2 separate regions of the Homo sapiens genome follow, and region 2 is linked to region 1. A link is a loop called in an ENCODE intact Hi-C map of the cell type or tissue named here. Cell type or tissue: endothelial cell of umbilical vein. All regions are shown on one strand.

What was found. Peaks named below come from ENCODE experiments on the same cell type or tissue, not always from the same donor. Only the 100,000 strongest peaks of a DNase experiment are listed, where the experiment ranks them.
Region 2: it touches region 1 in a loop (4-fold over the local background); 1 of 110 quality-filtered maps calls a loop at or near these places.

What each region holds. Positions count from the first base shown.
Region 1 is chr9:71,443,515-71,448,514 of GRCh38, forward strand. It overlaps a transcript of TRPM3 not described here. Among named protein-coding and RNA genes, the nearest start is that of CEMIP2, 320 kb to the right of the region's middle. In endothelial cell of umbilical vein, no CTCF peak of the experiment used is centred here; a DNase peak (open chromatin) is centred at 3,107; H3K4me3 peaks cover 375 bases; H3K27me3 peaks cover 488 bases.
Region 2 is chr9:71,502,682-71,507,681 of GRCh38, forward strand. No RefSeq gene overlaps it. Among named protein-coding and RNA genes, the nearest start is that of CEMIP2, 260 kb to the right of the region's middle. In endothelial cell of umbilical vein, no CTCF peak of the experiment used is centred here; no DNase peak of the experiment used is centred here.

The DNA of each region.
Region 1 (5,000 bases):
ATCCAAGTGGGCAGTGGCAGGGATAGCACACATTTTCTACTGTAGGCCTGCCATACTCCATAAGAGCATCAAGACTTCATTTACTCCAAAGAGACTTCCAGAAATGCAACTTTTGGGTTTCTAAGATTAGCGTCAAAATCATGGAGTTACCCAACCTCTAAGAAAACCCCTACATATTTAGTGATAAGTAGGTAGGAAATCTAACTGTCAAAGTCAAGTCAAGCCGACCTCCCCTACACTTTACATACCAAAAGAGCATGCCTCAGATCATGAATAAAGTCTTTCTGGATACCAGGAGTATAGCAGAACTCTCCTTACTAAAGAAAATATCTTCTATTAATTATGATGTATGCAATGCTTTGTTGCTAGTGAAAATGAAAACTAGGTCAGGCACGGTGGCTCATACCTGTAATCCCAGCACTTCGGGAGGCCAAGGCGGGCAGATCACGAGGTCAGGAGATCGAGACCATCCTGGCCAACATGGTGAAACCCCATCTCTACCAAAAATACAAAAATTAGCTGGGTGTGGTGGTGCGTGCCTATAATCCCAGCTACTCAGGAGGCTGAGGCAGGAGAATCACTTGAACCAGGGAGGCGGAAGTTGCAGTGAGCCAAGATTGTGCCACTGCACTCCAGCCTGGCGACAGAGCAAGAATACATCTCAAAAAAAAAAAAAAAAAAACTAATACAATCATTCCCCTTGAGGACAGAGTCATGGACTATATCATTCCCTCGGAATAACTTTAACTGGAAGTGATTTCAAGAATCCAACTAAAGCAGAGAAGAGAGTAACAAATGTCACATTAAAAAAACAATTATTTTATATTCTCAAAAGAAAAAAGATTTATGAAAGCCCCCATGTTTTACTATTAATCAAATTTTTCCACATTTTTCTATTTTGTCTTCAAAAGACAGAGTGAACCCCTCATATTTTCTTTGTCAGGATGGATACCACAATATTTTGGGGACAACACATAATGAATAAGATTCACAGCTACATTATGGAATATCTTATTTATTCATAAGAATAAATAAAGAACAGCATTAATCATATTAACTGCTTTAATCTTTACAGGTTAGGCTATTTTTTAACAGCTCACTTTAAGGGAGAGAAAAAATCTTACATTAAAGATTAAAAACTTTTATAAGCATGTCTGCTATAAGCATTATGATTTCCTTCCTCCTGTTTGCATAGATAAGTTGGGTGTCTCACTTACAAATGAAGTCAAAACTCTTTGTTAACAACTATAGAATCAAACCTTGGTTCAAAACCACCATCTTAGCTCTAAGATTTACAAAACCTCACTATCTTTGTTTAAAACACTGATAATTAAAAATTATAGCTAGAAGCACTTATTATTAGGGTTTTAGAAGAAAATCAATATCAAACTTGCCATGCAATGTGAGAATAAGCACAGGCTTTTGCCTTAACTGGTTTTTAACTGAATTACTAATGTTTCAATTAACAAGTACTACAGAGAACTACAGCACCATCATCACCCTTAGCAAACAGGAGGACATAGTTACTTTTCCAGATGTCTCTGGTTGTCATGGTACCCTCTTAGGCTCTTTTCCCACATTTTTATTCTAGGTAACAAACCTGCAATCATTTACTCTAACTTATAACATAGTTATATGAAGATTTTATATGTTCCTGATATAGACTGTGCACACACCTGTTGAACAGAATAAAAAATGCAGCATAAGAAGTTCCTTAGATTAACACTTAGACTTCCTATTAAAAAGAGGATTGAATTTTTAGTTCACATACTTGATAAAAAACAGATGTCATGAATTTTATATTTTCCACATAATTTATTTCAGAAAAACCTATCTTCAGATTAATATTCTTTTGTAAAAAATATTTTCGAGTACACATTTCTAAACAATATTTCTACACCTGAAGTAAAATCACTTGCCTTTTTAGCGGTGCTATACCCATATTTAGATGAAAAAACCTGCTCACAAAAAACATTAAGTATTTGAGAAAAATACCTGAAATTTCATAACATTTTTGTAAACAAGCAACCAAAATAAACACACCAAAAATTTCAAATGTTTATATTACATTCTGTGGAAGTAATGTTTAAACATCTTACTTTTCAGGGATTAATTTTTATCCTTCAATGACGACTTCCCAAAAACAGAGCAGGGTAACATTAATCACGCTGTGGGATCAATGCTTATGTACCATTCTCTCTTTTAATTAAATCAAAGTCTCTTCAATATACAACATCTGCTGTCAAGCCCTTTGGATGTAAAACAAATACACACACACAAACACACACACAGGCTGGTATTCTTAATGATGTTTGGGAAGTTAAAAGTGGTGTATCCTCCTTCCCCAGGAGCAACAGGAGGACTTTGCACTCTCTTCTAGAACAGCGTTCTCTCCCTCTGGGATAAAGGAAAACATAATATTCACATACTCAAAATGCAAATGCAGCTAAAGTTTTTTATCAACTGCACTTCTCTACACACATATGATGCCTATATTAATTTCACTGGAGTGCTTTTATTGCACTAATTAGACAGTGAAGAGGAGCTGACACATGGGAAAACTTGTCTGAACGCTGTATATGTTAAGCAGTAGGATTACAAGCACCTGGGATATTCTTGCTATTCTCTGTATGCAAATGACATCCTGCAAACAATTAAACGCTCCCATTAAAATGGTGGGGGTGTGGGATGGAAAGAGCAAGTGCTAAGAGAGTAAAAATATGGCATGCCCTTTCTATTCCGCCCTCATTCAGCGGAGGCCGAGTACCTTCGACATGCTGCACAGACAGACCCTTGGGAACGTACACAGGAGTCACAATACACTCGACAACGTCTCACACGCTCTGTTAACTGCAAAACTCTTATGATCTAACAGCGAGCCCCCTCGCCTCTCGAACATGTTTTCAATTTTTGCAGAGCCGCCAGAGACGTCAGGAGACCCTCCCCTGCTGAAGGGAGGGAAGACGTTCCTTCTCGCCCTTCCTCACAGCCCCCAGCACTCTATTTCATTAGAAGCGGCGCCACAAGTTCCCTGGCTCTCACCCTTAGGGAGGCAAGTTCAGCACCATGGAAAGGGCTCAAGTCGCGTGCGAAGGGAGAAAAGAAAGCAAAGACTGGGGCTCTCCCCCGGCCACTCACCGGCGTCTGCTGCGACGGGAGTCCCGAGCGTTTGGTGGACCCCTGCTTGGAACTTAACCTTTTCCACGACTCGGCAAACCTGCCCCGGCTGGCGCTCCGGCTGCGTCTGCGGCTCTCCGCGTTGTCCTCGCGGTCGGAGCAGCCCCGCTCCATTTCCGCCGCATCCCTCCACTTCTTCCCCATGAGAAGTTCGCCTCCCTCGGCCGGGAAACAGCCCAGCGCCGAGCGCTCTCGCTGGCTCCTCGCCGCGGGTCTCCCTCCAGCCTGCGCGCGGCTCTCGGTTGGCGCTGCCTTTGCCTCCGCCGGCTCCTGCCAGAGCCCCGCGCTCCGTTACCGCCGCCGCCACCAGGCTGCGCTTGCGCCCGCGATTGGCTCAACTGTGGGCTGGGGCTGCGAGCGCCACCTGCGCCCGAGCCAGCTTTCTTTTGCGTCCCCAAATTGCTCTCCACCCGGCAGCCGCCGCCTTCTCTGGAGAGTGCAGGGCCCACGCCTGAGGCTGTTGATGCGCCGCAGGGTAGCGCTCCCAGCGGTCACCTCACCCTGCCCAGGACCCCAGACCAGGGGACCCACTTCCCCCCACCCCGAGCTGCGTGTGGAAGCCTAGGTTACCCGCACTGGATGGGTGGAGACTGCAGTTGACTTAGAAAAAGACAGGAAGGGGCAACTTTGTTCTTCCTGCTCCCTTTCTTCCCCTCTCTCTGCAACAACAACTCGCTCCTAAGTATCCTTGGGGAGAGTGGAGCTTCATCCCCTTGTCAGATGCCGCACTTATTTCTTCTCCAGCTTGCTCAGACTAGCCCACTGGGTCTCAGACTTGGCTGCACACTGGAGTTACCTGGATCTTTTTTCTCTTTCTCTTTTTTAAATGGTGATATTCCCCAGAGTCTAATTTAATTGGCCTGGCTGTGGCCTGGGAATCAGGATATTTAAAAGCTCCCAAGGTGATTCTAGCTGCTCCATCCCCATCAGCAATTAAGGGCCTTCAAGGGCCTGTACTGTGGCGGTAAGGCAGAGGAGGATTCTTGGGAAGGGAAGGCTGTTACTTCTCCTTACCTCAACTCATTTCTCTTTCCGGGGTAGGAATGGGGTATTCAGTTTCCCCTCTCACCCTGGGCGGTTAAGCAGCGAGGAGGACATGAGACGGATTCGTGGTGGAGCTCCTGTGTGTTGTGTATTCTGTGACCCCTGCACCTTGTTGTTCTTTCATGTTTTTGCCTTCTGCTCATTAGGACAGCCGGCTGGCCCTCATGAGTTTTGTGTCAGTTATTTTACCAGACTGAGCTGTCCACATGTCCTTGATCAAATGAGAGAGGGCAGTTGGGGGCATCACAAATTAACAAAACCTGAAAACAATGGCTTTACTCACCATTAAAGGGAGTGATGCCTAAAATCTCTCCCGGTTGAAAAGGGCCGTCTGGTTGCTTATCTGTTGCAATGGCAACAGATGTATTTTCATTTCTTTCTGAAATCAAGCATTCTCTGTCCTATTTGAATATTGCCAGATCTTCCCAGGAGGCAAAGGTGAAGAAGGATTAAGAGGGAAGGGGAGAGGGTGAGAAATGCTGTGGGAAAATTGGTGTTGTGGCACTAGCTGTAAAAATCATAATCTGAGTTGCAGTGGTCAGTGTGATTAAGCAGAGGTTCTGAAACTGGCTAGTTTACGGGAATGGAATACAGAGCTCTAAAATCCCACAGCTGTGCCCCTGTGTGTAGTGTTACATGAATATTAATCCTGCCATTTTAAGTAAAAGAGACTCACAGGGCATACATCCTATCTTTTTAAACAACCCTCTGTGTCTAGAAATCACACACCCATATTAAACAAAATAAGACTCTAAACAATGTTTGCAGCACACAACGCC
Region 2 (5,000 bases), 59 kb after region 1:
GTCAGTGTAGGTTCATCAGTTGTTAACAAATGTACCACTCTGGTGGGGAATATTGATAATGGAGGAGGCTATGCATGTGTGGGGGGCAGGATATATATAAGAAATATTACCTTCTTCTCAATTTTACTGTGAACCTGAAATGTCCCTGGAAAAATAAATTCTTTAAAATCTATGAAGATGGAAATGATCATGGAATTGATCAAATAATAATATAATATGCATTTTTTAAATTCATAATCAGGAAAATTGGGCTTTAGTCTACAAATAGGTTTTTGTTTGTTTGTTTGTTTGTTTTGGTTTATTTGTTTAGAGATTGAGTCTTGCTTCATCACCCAGACTGGAGTGCGGTAGCGTGATCATGGCTCACTGTAATCTTGAACTCTTGGGCTCAAGTGACAAATAGGTTTTGAGGATATTTGTATAAGCATAAACATCTTCTAGATAATTTCAAAATAGAACAGAAGTATATCAGTTCTTACCACAGTAAAATTTTTAAAAGATTTTAAGTATACCAATGTATATTAATAGGCAAAAAGGAACAAGAAAAAAAAGAGTACCTTCAACATCCCCTTCATGTAGTTAAGGTAATTTTCCTTTCTGATGTGCAGTTGACATGTTTAAAGACCAGTCATTTCGTTGGACAGTTTTCTTTTACAATTAGGACCTTTACTTAGGTTAATCTTGACAAAGCTTGGCTTATCTTCACATGCAATAACAATCACTGCTTACTATGCTTTCAAAATGTGCTTTATGAAACAAAGAGGCCATGGTAAATGTCCATTTTCAAATGGAATAACATTTCCATTTCACCCAAGTTTTGTCAGGGAATTTGTCAGGGAATTAAGCATTAGGTCTACCAAGAGCCATAACATAAATTTTGACATATTAAATAGGGACCAGTGACTAGGAGACACTCTAATAATGTCCCTTCCATGATACTTAGATAAAATCCACTCCAGATCTGCAACTTCTTTCAGAAGAATTTGGCCTCGCTATGCACTAATAATATAATGGTCATTTGGGGGCAAAATTTATTCAAGGTACTCATTTATACTACATGTGCCATGCAGTCCCGCATGCTCTTCTTCATGCTTCCGTTGTTAACTATGATCTCCTCTTGCCCTTTTTAAATATATCAGCACTACGCATGTAAATGTTCTGAAAGTATCCCTAATATTAAATGGTTTCTTTTTGTTTCCAGTTTACCTGCCTAACATTAATATGAGAAGATTACATGGTACCTTGCAGACAAAAAACCACTCTACACTAGTGTGGTAGGCAAGAATGGCCCTAGATAAAATCATGAAATAAATACCCTTATTCCTGCAACCCTTCTATACCAACATTCCTCTGTAATTCCTTGTGCCCCTAGAATCTCAGGGTTCTCAATTAATCCTGGTTACAAAGAATAGTGGACTGATTAATATTCTCACATTGAATCATCCTGTAACTTCCACAGAGTTGGAAGTTATAAACACAAAGGAATAAATTCCTAATGGTGGAATTTCAAACCTGAACTACATATTACTTAAGGAGTTATTTTGTGGTGTGGGGCTTTCTTTTTGCCCCTCCAAGCATACCATCTAAATGACTACTCATTTCACCCCCACATAAGAATAGCAATGGTTCCATTATGCAGGCAGGCTTTCCAGATAAGATCTAAAGCAGCTTTCTAGAATTCTTCTTATTCCATTAACTTCACTAGCAAGAAACAGTCAGGAGCAAAATTCAGTCCTGTTCTGCCCTTTCCAGGCCTGAAAGTTGCATGTAATCTAAGATTGATGGGCGAAGTGACATGATTCTGGCCCATATGTCAACTGCAAAGATTCCATACTATATCCCCCCTTGATGGAGTTAGGGTAATCCAGGAAACAACCATAATCTGGGTAGAGGGCATTCTGGAGAAGGTAGGACATGTGCAGGACTCTCATAGCTGAAAGAACATAATCCCAGGGCAGGAGAGTAGGCTTTTATAGGTAACTGTTCCCAGTGATGGGGACAGTGAAGAAAGATATGTATGTCAGAGGAAAATACCTTGGATGTTGATCTTCAGCTTCTAAGAAGAAGATCTGAGCTCTTAGGGGCCAGATGGCTATCTCCAGTATCCAGACTGACACTAAGGTACACCACATCCTCATGAGTAGGGAGTCAACAGCAGAGTGCTGAGTTAGAACATCGCTTTGTGGCAATGAAGAATGCCCTTGAAGACATGGTACGCCCCATTACTCAGTGCCTTACTATGCCAAAGCAATGGCAGGAAAAGCTTTGTTTCCTTGAAGGCATGGGTACTTTTCATTCATTTTGCCAATAATAACTGGCCAGAGAACTGACTGTACGTTCCTACTGTTTCAGCTGCCTGGAGACTTTGAACAAAGACTGTAGTTAAATTATTACAAAGAATTGAGGTTTTATAGTATACAAATTTGTTCTCATTTGTCTCAGTCTTGATTTCTTACTCAAATTGTGTTTTTGAAATCATTCTTTTCTTTTTATTGTTTCTTTGCTTGTAATATGTTATTTTTAAAGATACAGTTGTCTTAGGTCACTCCTATGTCAAATATTTTGCCTAATGAAGCAGAAGAGGTGGTAAGAGAAATATCTAGATACCACAATAATAAGACATGTCACCTCTTATCTCTCTCAGACAGTTCTACTTCTTAGCAGAAAGGTCCAATGAAGTGCACAGCAAAGTATGGGCTCATGACCACATTCAAAAAATCCCCTCAAGTGTTTATTTTAAATGCCTATTTTCAGGTTCATCCAACACACGCTGAACCAGGAACTTCGGGGTGAGTCCCAGGAATTTAAGGTTTCAATAAGCAATGCTTAATATACTAATTGCATTCAAGTTAGAGGACCAGTGGTCTAAGGAAAAGACCTCACACTCTCCTTGCATGTCCTAGACAAAAGCTAAAGCAACTTTAGTTTTAAGAATCTGAATTTGAACTTGGAGGATGGGTCTTGCCTTATACTGCTTTATCATCTAAATATCATGAGATTTCTTAATATAAGTTAGTCAGAACTTTAACTTCTAAAATTCTATCTTTCAATTAGTATTATGATAATCATACAAATGTAAGGCTTAGTTGAATACCAGCTTACAAAATCGAAATGACTCATGTTTTAACTTGGTGAAGAGCACCTATATGTTTACAAAAAATTCAAGAGACAGCAAAAGTCCTGGCATCACTTTTGCCATTGTTGGCAGCTATAGGTCATCTGCCAATGTTTTGCCTATCTCCAAAAGTATTTAGTGCTAGGGAACCATGACTGCATTTCATTTGCCTGATGCCACATCAAATTAGTTCCAATAATGATAATGGTTTGGTACTATTATGTGCAAACCAAATGGTTTTGTGTCACCTGTTTACCTGTTTTATAAGAACAATGGATCTCTGTAGTTAGACCTGAATATTTACACTAATTATGTTTTCATTTTCATTTGTGTTTAGGTAACAGGAGTGAGAAAAATGTTTATTAGCTCTCAAATAGAGGTAAAAACACTAATTAAAGAGGAAAAGGTGAAATGTTATTCCAGTCAAATGCTAATCTAATCTAATAACAATTAGAGCATTTGTAGCAAATGGAAACATCTCAGAGTAAGAATGCTATTATCATTTTAAAATCATATGGTACTCTTCTCTGCTAATCATTAATTAATCTTGCACTCTGTTATCACCAACTTGATGATCCCATTTGAAACCAGTTGAGCCTGTGCCTTGCACATTTTGCCAGAAAATTTGCTATGCTAAACTTATTCTTATACTGCTAGATCATAAGTCTGCTAAAAGTCAAACCTTAAATCAACTGGCAGATTATAGTTTACAACTTTATGAATGCCCTTTATAAGCTATCAAAGCCATTTGTAGACTTTTACGAAGCAACAGAGTGTAATGAAGTTATTTTGGGTGGAAGTCGATGTGCTAAATGGAATCAGCTGACCCACGATTTATCCAAGAGTTTGTTAAGTAAGCATGTCAGCCTCTACTTAGATGGTGAGAAATAACTGCAGTGTCTCTAAAGGTATTCTACTTGTAAAAAATTCTGTGTTCCTCTGTCTCTCTCTACCTCTAATTGTACATTTTCTATTCCCTCTCTCTAGTAACTCTACCATGTACTTAACAATTTAACTCTAGAAAATTCAGCATGCAAATTGGTCTCATGAAGAATGATTGTCATAATAACTAATATTTTGGCCAAGAATGAAGATAGACAGAGCTAAAAAGAGCCCAACACACAGTGAGGAGCCAAGTTCAATCAGACCTAGGACTTGAAGCGCAGTTGCTCAGCCAAGTGCAGCCTAGTTCATCTGACTCAGCTGACTCACACTCTACATGCAGGAAGAATAAAAATAAATGAATCACTGTGTTATAGGAGTAGTTTGTTGCACAACAATGGCTGACTGACACAGATCTTCTGTGAAGTAAGACAATTTGCCTAACAGTAGACTTTCCAACAGCAATGATGAAGCTAGAAGTCAATAAAATAATATTTCCAATGTGCTGAGATAAAATAATAGCCAACCTAGAATTCTATAACCCAAACAACTATTTCTAAATAGTTAGATGAACAAGAAAAAAGTGCATTTGCAATCAACAGACATTCACCAAAGAAACATCCAGAAGGAAATATATGGTCCCTAGAAGGAAAGTCTGAGAAAAGAATGGTGAGCAAAGAAGTTGGGAAATATGTAGTTATAATAAACAAACATGGGTGGCATAAAATATTTAGTCTGAATTACAAGGTTTTTACCTAAAAGATAGAATTAAAATACTAGGCAGTATCCTAATGAAACTAACATTTCTGGCATTCTTATAATACTCAAGAGAAGACTAAGGTAGTATCTGATACGGTTTGGCTGTGTCCCCACCCAAATCTCATCTTGAATTGTAGCTCCCATAATTCCCATGTGTTGTGGGAAGGACCCAGTGAGAGATAATTGAATCATGGGGGCACTTACCCTCATACTGTTCTCATGGTAGTGAACAAGTCTCATGAAA